Regions from separate parts of the Mus musculus genome. Here region 2 is linked to region 1. The links are chromatin contacts, found by Hi-C in ENCODE. All regions are on one chromosome and are shown on one strand. Each heading gives the region's core, a stretch centred on a gene start or an enhancer-like site at or near the end of the contact. The rest is flanking DNA. Distances are from core to core; before and after follow the strand shown.

The links. Hi-C counts contacts between places; a loop is a spot of excess contacts on that map.
Region 2: a map of T-helper 1 cell shows a loop between it and region 1 (41-fold over the local background). The contact joins the enhancer-like site here to the promoter of Pacsin3 in region 1. A Hi-C loop is called at or near these places in 2 of 37 maps with a recorded cell type or tissue (T-helper 1 cell and T-helper 17 cell).

Annotation. Positions count from the first base shown.
Region 1 is chr2:91,254,359-91,258,632 of GRCm38, forward strand. Pacsin3 (protein kinase C and casein kinase substrate in neurons 3) reads left to right here and starts at 2,455. Exons shown (of 11, transcript NM_001289678.1): 1 at 2,455-2,568.
Region 2 is chr2:144,157,988-144,162,261 of GRCm38, forward strand. The region is part of intron 2 of Banf2os (a long non-coding RNA gene); the gene reads right to left. Among named protein-coding and RNA genes, the nearest start is that of Gm5535, 29 kb to the right of the region's middle. Within about 2 kb of position 2,129, at least 1 of the 3 ENCODE cell types and tissues checked has a DNase peak (open chromatin) inside an H3K27ac peak, as active enhancers do.

The DNA.
Region 1 (4,274 bases), core at 1,205-3,704:
ACCTCTCTCCATGACTAACTCCTACTCATCAAGCCCAACCAAGTATTGTGCTTTTGTAGAGGGTGGTCCTTCCTGCCTCAGTTTACTTGTGGGACTGTCCAACCCCACATCTTATCGTTGTTGAATACATAGGGTTCAGCCTTATTTCTCCATATAGTCCCAAAACCTGGGGTAGGGTTTAGCATAAAGCAAAGACCCAGATGTTTCCTCAAGCGAATAAACAAACAAATGAAGGCTCAGTGGTTAGGACATTCCAGAAATTCAAGGTGAGGCTGAGTGTCCTGAAAGCTGGCTGTAGATCACCCTGCCACCTGGTACTGTGAGCCAAGTGGCTTCTTGCTGGGTTTCTGTCTTTGGCCCTCTGGGCCTGGGCATTTCATTTTGAACTGATCAGGCTGAGGGATGGATGACACTGTCCATGCACTGTGTAATTAAGGGGTCTGTTCGTTCCTAGGGCACAGAAATCTGAGCCCCTGGGGGAGTGGGAGCTGGGAACTGGGATTCTGAGCCAGTGTCTGTTTCCTTTCACCTACTACTCAAAATGTTCTGTCCTTTGCCCCCTCCCAGTACCTTAGGGACAATTAGGATCAGCTGCAACATTTCTGCTTTCCGATTCCAGATCTGACCCCAAGGGAAACCAGATGTTTTCCACTGCACATCCTTTCCTCCCTGTGGTCTGATGAACAGCCTCCTATCCTGAGCCTCCGTATCCTGACATCCCCACATCCCAGAGCCTAGCTGCCAACTTTATTTTTAATGAGGTTTTAATAGGCCGCTTCTGTAATTAATTTCATTCTTGTATTTTCACACTTTCTGTCTAGGTGCCTAAACGCCCCCAGGCGCTAGGTGCGATGTTAACTGATTCCAAATAATGCAAAGCACCATGGCTGTGATTAGACATTTCCCAAGCCCCTCTCATTTGCAGTTGTTTAACAATCATTAATTAACTGGGGCACACGGCCCAGTGGTAGGTCAGCTGGGTTACCTGTCAGGTTTTATAGAGGCAGAAAAAGATAAAGAGAAAAGATTTGCCCAAGCCTTAAGAGAGTGGGAGTTGAAATTGGTTTCAGAAACCACATCCTCAGGTTTCAAATCTCCTATTTGAGATTTGCTACAACGCGCGCGGCCAGAGTCCTCAGGCCACGGGTGATGCTCGTCTTTGAGACAACACAGGCAACTAAAGGAGACCATTTCACGCTCCTAAGTCAGCCCCCAGCAGCTGGTGTCACTCCTAAGTTACCGTTGTTATCCTCAGCCGCCCCTCTTCCCATTTTGTGAGTGGACTCTACTGAGCAAAGAACACACGTCAGTGATTCCTTCCAGATTTAGAAACAACACGATTTTGTTATTTTTAAAGTTGTCTTTTAAAAAATCCGCGCGCGCACGTACTCACACTTCTAAGGGCGTGGAGGGGGCTGGGTTGGAAATGTGCGTGCTGGATAGAGAGCAGCTAGGCCGGTTGCTTCCCAGAGCGCGCACGGTCCCCTAAGGGGCGGTCCCTTGGGCTCTCCAACCCGGAGCGAACTGTGACTCCAGGACCCCTGAGCACCAGAGGCCTGGGACCCCGCTGGCCCGCGTTCCCTCCTGTCTCTCGGGTCAGGGGCACCGCTGCGGGGTCACCCGGCTCAGGAGAGAGCAGGAGGGGCGGAGAAGCCGAGCAGGTGGAGATTAGGTCAGCCTCAGAACATTCTTGGACCGCTCCAGTGAATATAAATAACAGACCCACAAGCTCTGAAATCCCGAGAGGCTGGGGGTGGAGCAGTGAAGAAGGGATCTATTTAGGGTGGGGTGGCATCGAGACGATTCGGAAAAAGTCTACATTGAACTAGGAGGTGAGACCAAGGGATTTAAAGATATGTTGAGATAGAAAATCTGAAACCGTGAACACGGAGGGGGAGGAGTTCGTGTTTTTTTGTCCCACTCCCACCGCGTGTTTGTCTCAGGTCTCGGAATGCGCGCTAAAGCTGCAAGCAGAGCTGCTCTAGGTAGGCATGGCTTTTCTAGTCTCGCTTCGGCCGGACTAGAGATCTTGGGCAGATAACCGCTGAAGGTATCTCTAACCCTCATTCAAGGTTACAAGGAGTGGGTGGTTATGAATCTGTCTCCCTGTAGCTAACCTCTAACTTTCTAGGTGCTCTCAGCAAAGAATGCCCCCTCAGTTTTGTCCCCGAATTCCACCCTAATGATTAGTGTGCAAGTTCCCGCTCATTCCCACCGGCCTCCTAGTCTCTGGAAAGGTCGGAGAGCGACAAAGCTCACAGCTCTCTGGTAGCCTCGCTGCACCTCCTTAGACTATTGGCTCCAGCTTTCTCTGCACCCGGGGAGCAGATCCTATGGCTCGCATCCCGAGCCACCTGGCGCAGGGATGCCTGCAGTCCCCGCTGCGGGGATGCTGTCGGTGGGGTTGGGGCGGCGGCTCCGCGGAGAGGGCGGGCCCGGGGGGCCGGGCTTCCCGGGGGAGGGCCCGAAGCGCTCCAGGAGGCGGTGGCCCGGACCCGGGAGTGGTAGGACTCCGAACTGAGCGTGGCCAGATCCCCCTAACCCACCGAGGGCCCCTGAGAGGACACGGTGAGTGCTTTGGAGGGGGAGCTGGGGGGCACGGCGGCGGCATGGTGGCTCTAGCTTGCTCTTTGGTCCTTCGACTCCTGAAGTTGGCAATGGGACGGACTCCCGCGCCGGAGACCCCGGCCATTGGCTGCCACTGAGCGCAAGGCCATCTCATCTCCTACGCTAATTAGGCGTTTCTTCAGGCCAGCCAGGGGAAATGGGGCGTCCAGCTGGAGGAGCAAATCATCTCTCAGGGTGCCTAGAGGGTCCCCAACTGCTCTCCTTGCGCCCGTTCTGAAGTCCTAGAAGGGGCCTCTGTAAAAAGCCCGCCCCCCGCCCCTTCGCGCCACTATCTGTATGGCTAACCCTAGTAGGCAGCGCCCCTTCCCCGCTGCAGTAACCAGCTGGCCCCACCTCCCCACCGAGACCAAGTTCAACAAGTTTGTCCAAGAAGTCCTAGAGCCTCCATGTCTAGGCCTGGCTATGCCTATCCTGTGGCTGGCTCCACCGGCTTGGAGTTGTTCAACACCGAGCCTTCTGGGATCCGGAGGTGGTTTGTCGGGTGGCGCTGTCTATAAGGGTGGAGGCCAAAGACCGGCAGCCCCTGAGTTCTGTGATTTGGTGTGGAGGTTAGGAGTGCGTCATCAGCGAGCAGGCACCTCAGCCGGCAGGTCGGGTTTCCAAAAGTGCCCCTTTGTTATGCCCCTCCCTGGCTCTGCCTCCTCCCCCTTTCTTTGAGCCACCCCCTCCCCCATCCTTCCAAAAGACTGTGCCAGTCTCTTGATTTTAAGCGCCCCTCTCTGGTTCAGCAGCCAGACCCTCCTGCACCTCTAAATCCAAGTCTACAGGCTGACTGGGAGAGGCTGCTGGGGAAGCCCTTGGGCGCAGCCTGTGACTCAGGACACAGGACTGGGCTGGGCAGGATAGCTTTGCTCTCTTCCAGGCCTGTGTCCCCAGCTACTGGAAAAGGGTGGGGGCTGGCTTATGTGTAAGAAAGGAACAAGGCAGAAACCTTTGGAGCTCAGGTGGGGAGAGTGGGCTCTGTCCTGAAGCCCAGAACTCCCAGTTCAGCACTAGCGGCTGGGAAGAGACCCTGCCAGTGTCCCAGAAGCCTTCTGACAGGCTAAGTGGAGAGCCTGGGCTGGAAAGATTTTAACTACCTGTTCTTGCTCTCTGACCTCTTGCTGTGGTAGGATGTGTTCACTCAGATGTGGGTCTCTGCTAATGTCAGGAGGCACAAGATGCCAATCCTCCTCAACAGGGCCCAAGGTGCCAGGTCCACCCCAAGAGCTCGATGAAGCCGGGGTGCCGGGCCTGCCTGTGCCTGGGGCTCCAGCTAGTGTTTGCTCTGTGAGGCCTGAGGGAGCTGTGCCAGCACTGCACACACAGCCTGCTCTGTTCTGGGGCCAGGGAGAAGGAACGGGTTGGGGGCAGCTCTCCTGGGAGCCGGGAGCAGGAGACTGGAGTAGGCAGGGCCCCCCAGGTCCTGGATGGCTCAATGATTTATAATTACTGCTCCCCACCACCCTATCTGGCTGGCAAGCCATTCTGGATAAGTGGGGCTGACTCAAGAGGAAACAAGGTGGAGAGCTAGTGGAACTTGGGGGGCAGTTTGTTCTGTGTCTAGGGATCTTCGTTGACTATAGGCTAATGAGGTCCCAGGGAGAGGCCAGTCTCCCTCCTGCCAGCAGATGTAGGAAGTCAGCTTAGACCGGGCTTTTCTCAGG
Region 2 (4,274 bases), core at 879-3,378, about 53 Mb after region 1:
CAATAGTTCACAGTCTGTGAGCAGAGGCTAGCCTATGGCTGATCCTGCATTTGGTCAAAGTGAGACCTCAAGCAAGAAGCTTAAGCCTGGCTTTCTTAAATTAAACTTTGTTTTCTCCTTGCCTGAAATCTGAGCATCCACTGAGAAGTGTGTCTGGTAGTTAAATGAGCAGTGAGGTCTGGGAGGTGCCCAACTAGTAGGAACCCACAGAGAACCCTCTAGTCAGAGGGGAAAGGCCAAAGAAAACCACCCTCCTCAGAGTGCCCTGTGCCAAGGAAGGGAAAGCCCGAGGGGGCGAGAGTCAAGTGGTTAAGGAAAGAGAGGAATCAATCACCCAGGTAGCTACGAAAGAGACCTGGTCAGCTGCTGGGCTTTGCTTCAGCCAGGCGATGTGCAAGTTTGTAATCTGAACTGAACTTCTCAAGAAGGCAGAGCCAAAGCTGAGGCTCCTCCTGTCTCTAGCCTCCCCATTAATACGCGTCAGCACAGCCTTCTGGGAACATCAGTCTCATAAGTGGCTTATTCAAAAGACTTCAGCTCATCCCTTCATGGGGTCATCCCGTCATCTGGGGAAAAGTTCAGGATGGGTCCCTACCTTCTTCCTCTCACGAATATGAATTCCAGATAAATCAGACCTTAAAACTGCAATTGTAAAAACATTAGGAAAATGAGTTACAGAGCCTCTCGTCTGCATCCGTGGAGCCAAACAACAGTGGACTGAAAACCGTTCAGAAAGAAATCATGTCTCTACTGAACATTTGCCAGGATGCCTTAAACAATAGAGTTGAACAACCATTTGCATAGCATTTACATTATATTCAACATTATAAATAATCCAGAGGTGAGATATGCACAGGTTATATGCTAATGTTGTGCTTTTCTTAAACAAAAGATTTGAGAATCCGAGGATTTTGCTGTCTGCAGGAGAGCTCCTGGAACAATGTCCCGCAGGTAGCAATAGATAATTATAGGTGGGTAGAAATGAATTTTTTTTTCTTAAGCATATATATGCTTGCATAATACAGTCCTGGAAGATGGTGGTTGCCCCTTGAGAGAAGGGAGAAGATGGAGAGGGAAGCCACGTGCATTTTGTCTTTGATTACATTAACATGCAAATGTGAAAAGGCTGGTGGTTGCTTTCTTTTACATTTACTTGTTTAGCGTATCTGTCTATGTGTGCCTGCCCACACCACAGCACACATGTGCAGGTCAGAAGACTTCCTTCTTCTAGTCATCAGGCTCTGGGACAACTGCCTTTACCAGCTGGGCCATCTGGTCCCAGCGACCCCATGTATAACTTCTTCATAGCATCACACTGGGTCGGTTGTCTATGGATAAATTCAATCCCTTAAATCAGAACAACGAGAATCCTAAAAATGTCATAGCCTTCGAGCAATATGTGTGCATAGCGTATGCAGGGGCATGACTGCTCCAGAGCATAGTCAGTCTGAGCTCCATATGGCCTCTGGAAACCTGACCAGGTGGGACACACACACACACACACACACACACACACACACACACACAGGGAGCCATCCCAAGCCAGGAGCCAGAGATTTGAGAGAAGATAGAAATTAAATTAGGTGCCTTTCTTGGGGAAGGAGGAAGGACCACGTGATCCAGGGAACACCGGGGCTGAATGGAGAACCCCTTCCTCCCAAAAGGCTCCAAGCTTAGGAGAGATGCTGGGTCCCCACCAGGACAAAAGCAGACCCATCAATGCCTGTTCAGCCTCCTCCAGCCCCACTTTGCACTTCCTTGGAGAATTGCAAGGAGCAAATGCCCCTCTTGGGAGTGCCCACCATGGGTCTTCCCCAAGGCATTAAGTTAGCACAGCCATGAGTGCCCTGCAAGCTCCCCAAGTCTCCATTTCTGGGTTTCCCTTTGTGCCTTACTCACGTGGTCCTTTTGGAAATTTTCAACTTTTTTTCTTTTCAAAGTTAAGGGGAAAGGAATTTTTCCAGACCTCAAAGACGTTGGCTCAGCTGTAATAGGGGTGGGGGTGGGAGGATAAGAAGAACTATGGAGCTGCTGTGAATGGGGGCAGGGACGACAACATTTGACTCTGAGAGCTGGGTGCAGGCCCCACACCCCCACCCACCTCCACCCCGTGCCTTGTGGGCTGCCCACTCCTCCTGGATCTGGTGTGACTGCAGGCCAGTCGCCTGGGCCTTGGTTACCCTTTAACCACGTCATGATTCCTTGGCCTCCTTTCAGCCCAGCATAACAAACATACAGGCTCAAAACTGCAGCCAGAGCAGAGATGGGGCGAGTAGAGGACTGGGGTCGATGCTCCAGCTCGGGGCTGGAGGGAATCTATCTTCTCTCCCTCTTCTTGCCTCTTTGGCTCTTCTCTACCTCTTTCCGACTACACCAGGAACAAATTGTGGAGCAAAAGAACTTTCTGGGCTCCACCTTTAAGCGAAGAGGCTACTCCCACATCTGGATCCGCTGGATAGCCTGGCTTCTTAGAGTCCTCAGAGCCTGGGTCCAAGCCTTCCTGCTCAGCCTCTACTTGGCTCCCACTTTCTCCACGTTGTCCTCTTCCTCCCACGGCATGTTGGCTTTCTGCCAAACCAGTTCTCTCCTGGCTCTAAACTTTTGTTGGGGAAGGGGGCTGGGGGTGGGGAGATGAAATCAGCACTTGGGGAGCTGGAAGGGGGTGGAAACAGCTGCTTTTAACAAAATGGGATGGAGGAGGGGAGGGAGGCCCAACATCTGGAAAGGCTGAGGTCTGGTAGGATACGCAGCTCGCATACACAGGGTCCTAAGGCGCTCGCTAATGGCGCCCCTGAACTGTACGCATTAGACTCAGGCATTCTTGGAATACGTATTAACCTCCCTGGTCGCAGATTTCCCCTTCGCCTTAGAGATACGGGGACAAAATATTTCTCTTTCCTCTTGCCTCTCCCACATGCTTGAGACATGAGAGAATGATGGGTTCTATGGTATTGTTCCCCAAGATGAAGTTGCTGGGCTTGGCCAGACCCTGTGGCATCTACCACAGATTACAAACCTAGTTGTCGCTCTCCTCACCACCACCACCACCACCACCACCCCGTGAGGAGCCAGAGAACTGGATTTTTACGTGAAAAACGCCTGAGACTTAAATGTTGACAACTAATTCAGAAGCTGAGAATACTGAGCGGTCAGCCTAACACTAGCCAAGCAGAGGATGTTATTTAATCCAATCAAATTGTCAATCAAATTACCCAACCGTACTGTCCCCTCACGCAAGGTGACTCCAACAGCAGCCACGCACTGCGGGAAGAGGAGAGCTTCAGATCTGGGAGGAGCCAGGGACACACCAGTGGCAGAGAAGGGTCCAAGGTGCAGGATGGGGTGGTCATACAGTCTGCCTTGGGCCAGGTCTGGCGTCAGCCCTCCCCCAGAACACAAGGTCCCAGAAGCTGCCCCCCGTTCCTGCTTCACCCCAAGACATCCTTAATGTCCTCAGCTTCTGAATTAGTTGTCAACATTTAAGTCTCAGACGTTTTTCACGTAGAAATCCAGTTCTCTGGCTCCCCTGGCTCAGAGATTCAGAGGTTAAGAGTGGCTGCTGGTCTTGCAGTTCAGTACCCAGCACCCAGTTCAAGTAGCTTACAACCACCTGTAACTCCAGATCCAGGGGATCCGACAACCTTCTGGACTCTACACCTGAATACACACCCACACACCCACACACACCAGAATAAAAATAAATATTTAAAAAACTAAACTAACTAAAAACACCCAATTGTAAACTGAAATGCGCCCCTCCTCCCTAGTGTTGCTTCTGGGAAGATATTTGGTCACAATAAAGAGGAAGGTTCCTAATACACTGTACTTAGAATTTACCTTCTCCTCCCTGGCCTGACATCCTTTGTCAACAGCTTAGGCAAGGAGTTGACCTGGTATCCCCCTTGTAAAGGTGTCTCTCCTATCTCCTGAGACTTGCTGAATTCATCCTCTGGGAATTTAGCCTCAGCCCCCTCTTAGCTTGGTCTCTTCCCTGCTCTGAACTGTTTCCTTCATTTCCCCCTGAGAACACTCCCTTAATAAATCACAGGCACACAAGGCCTCATTCCAGGATCCATTCCGAAACCCAGCCAAGGATGGGGTCAACTCCTACTACAGCAGAAAAAGAAGAAGAAGAAGAAGGAAAAAAAAAAAAAAGACACAATTATATACCTCAGAGGACATGGGCTGTAAAAGATCTCATCTGTTAGAGGGTATTGTCTGAGAATCAACTTAGGATGCCTGGCTCCTTCCTTTGGGCTCTCTGCTCTCCTACC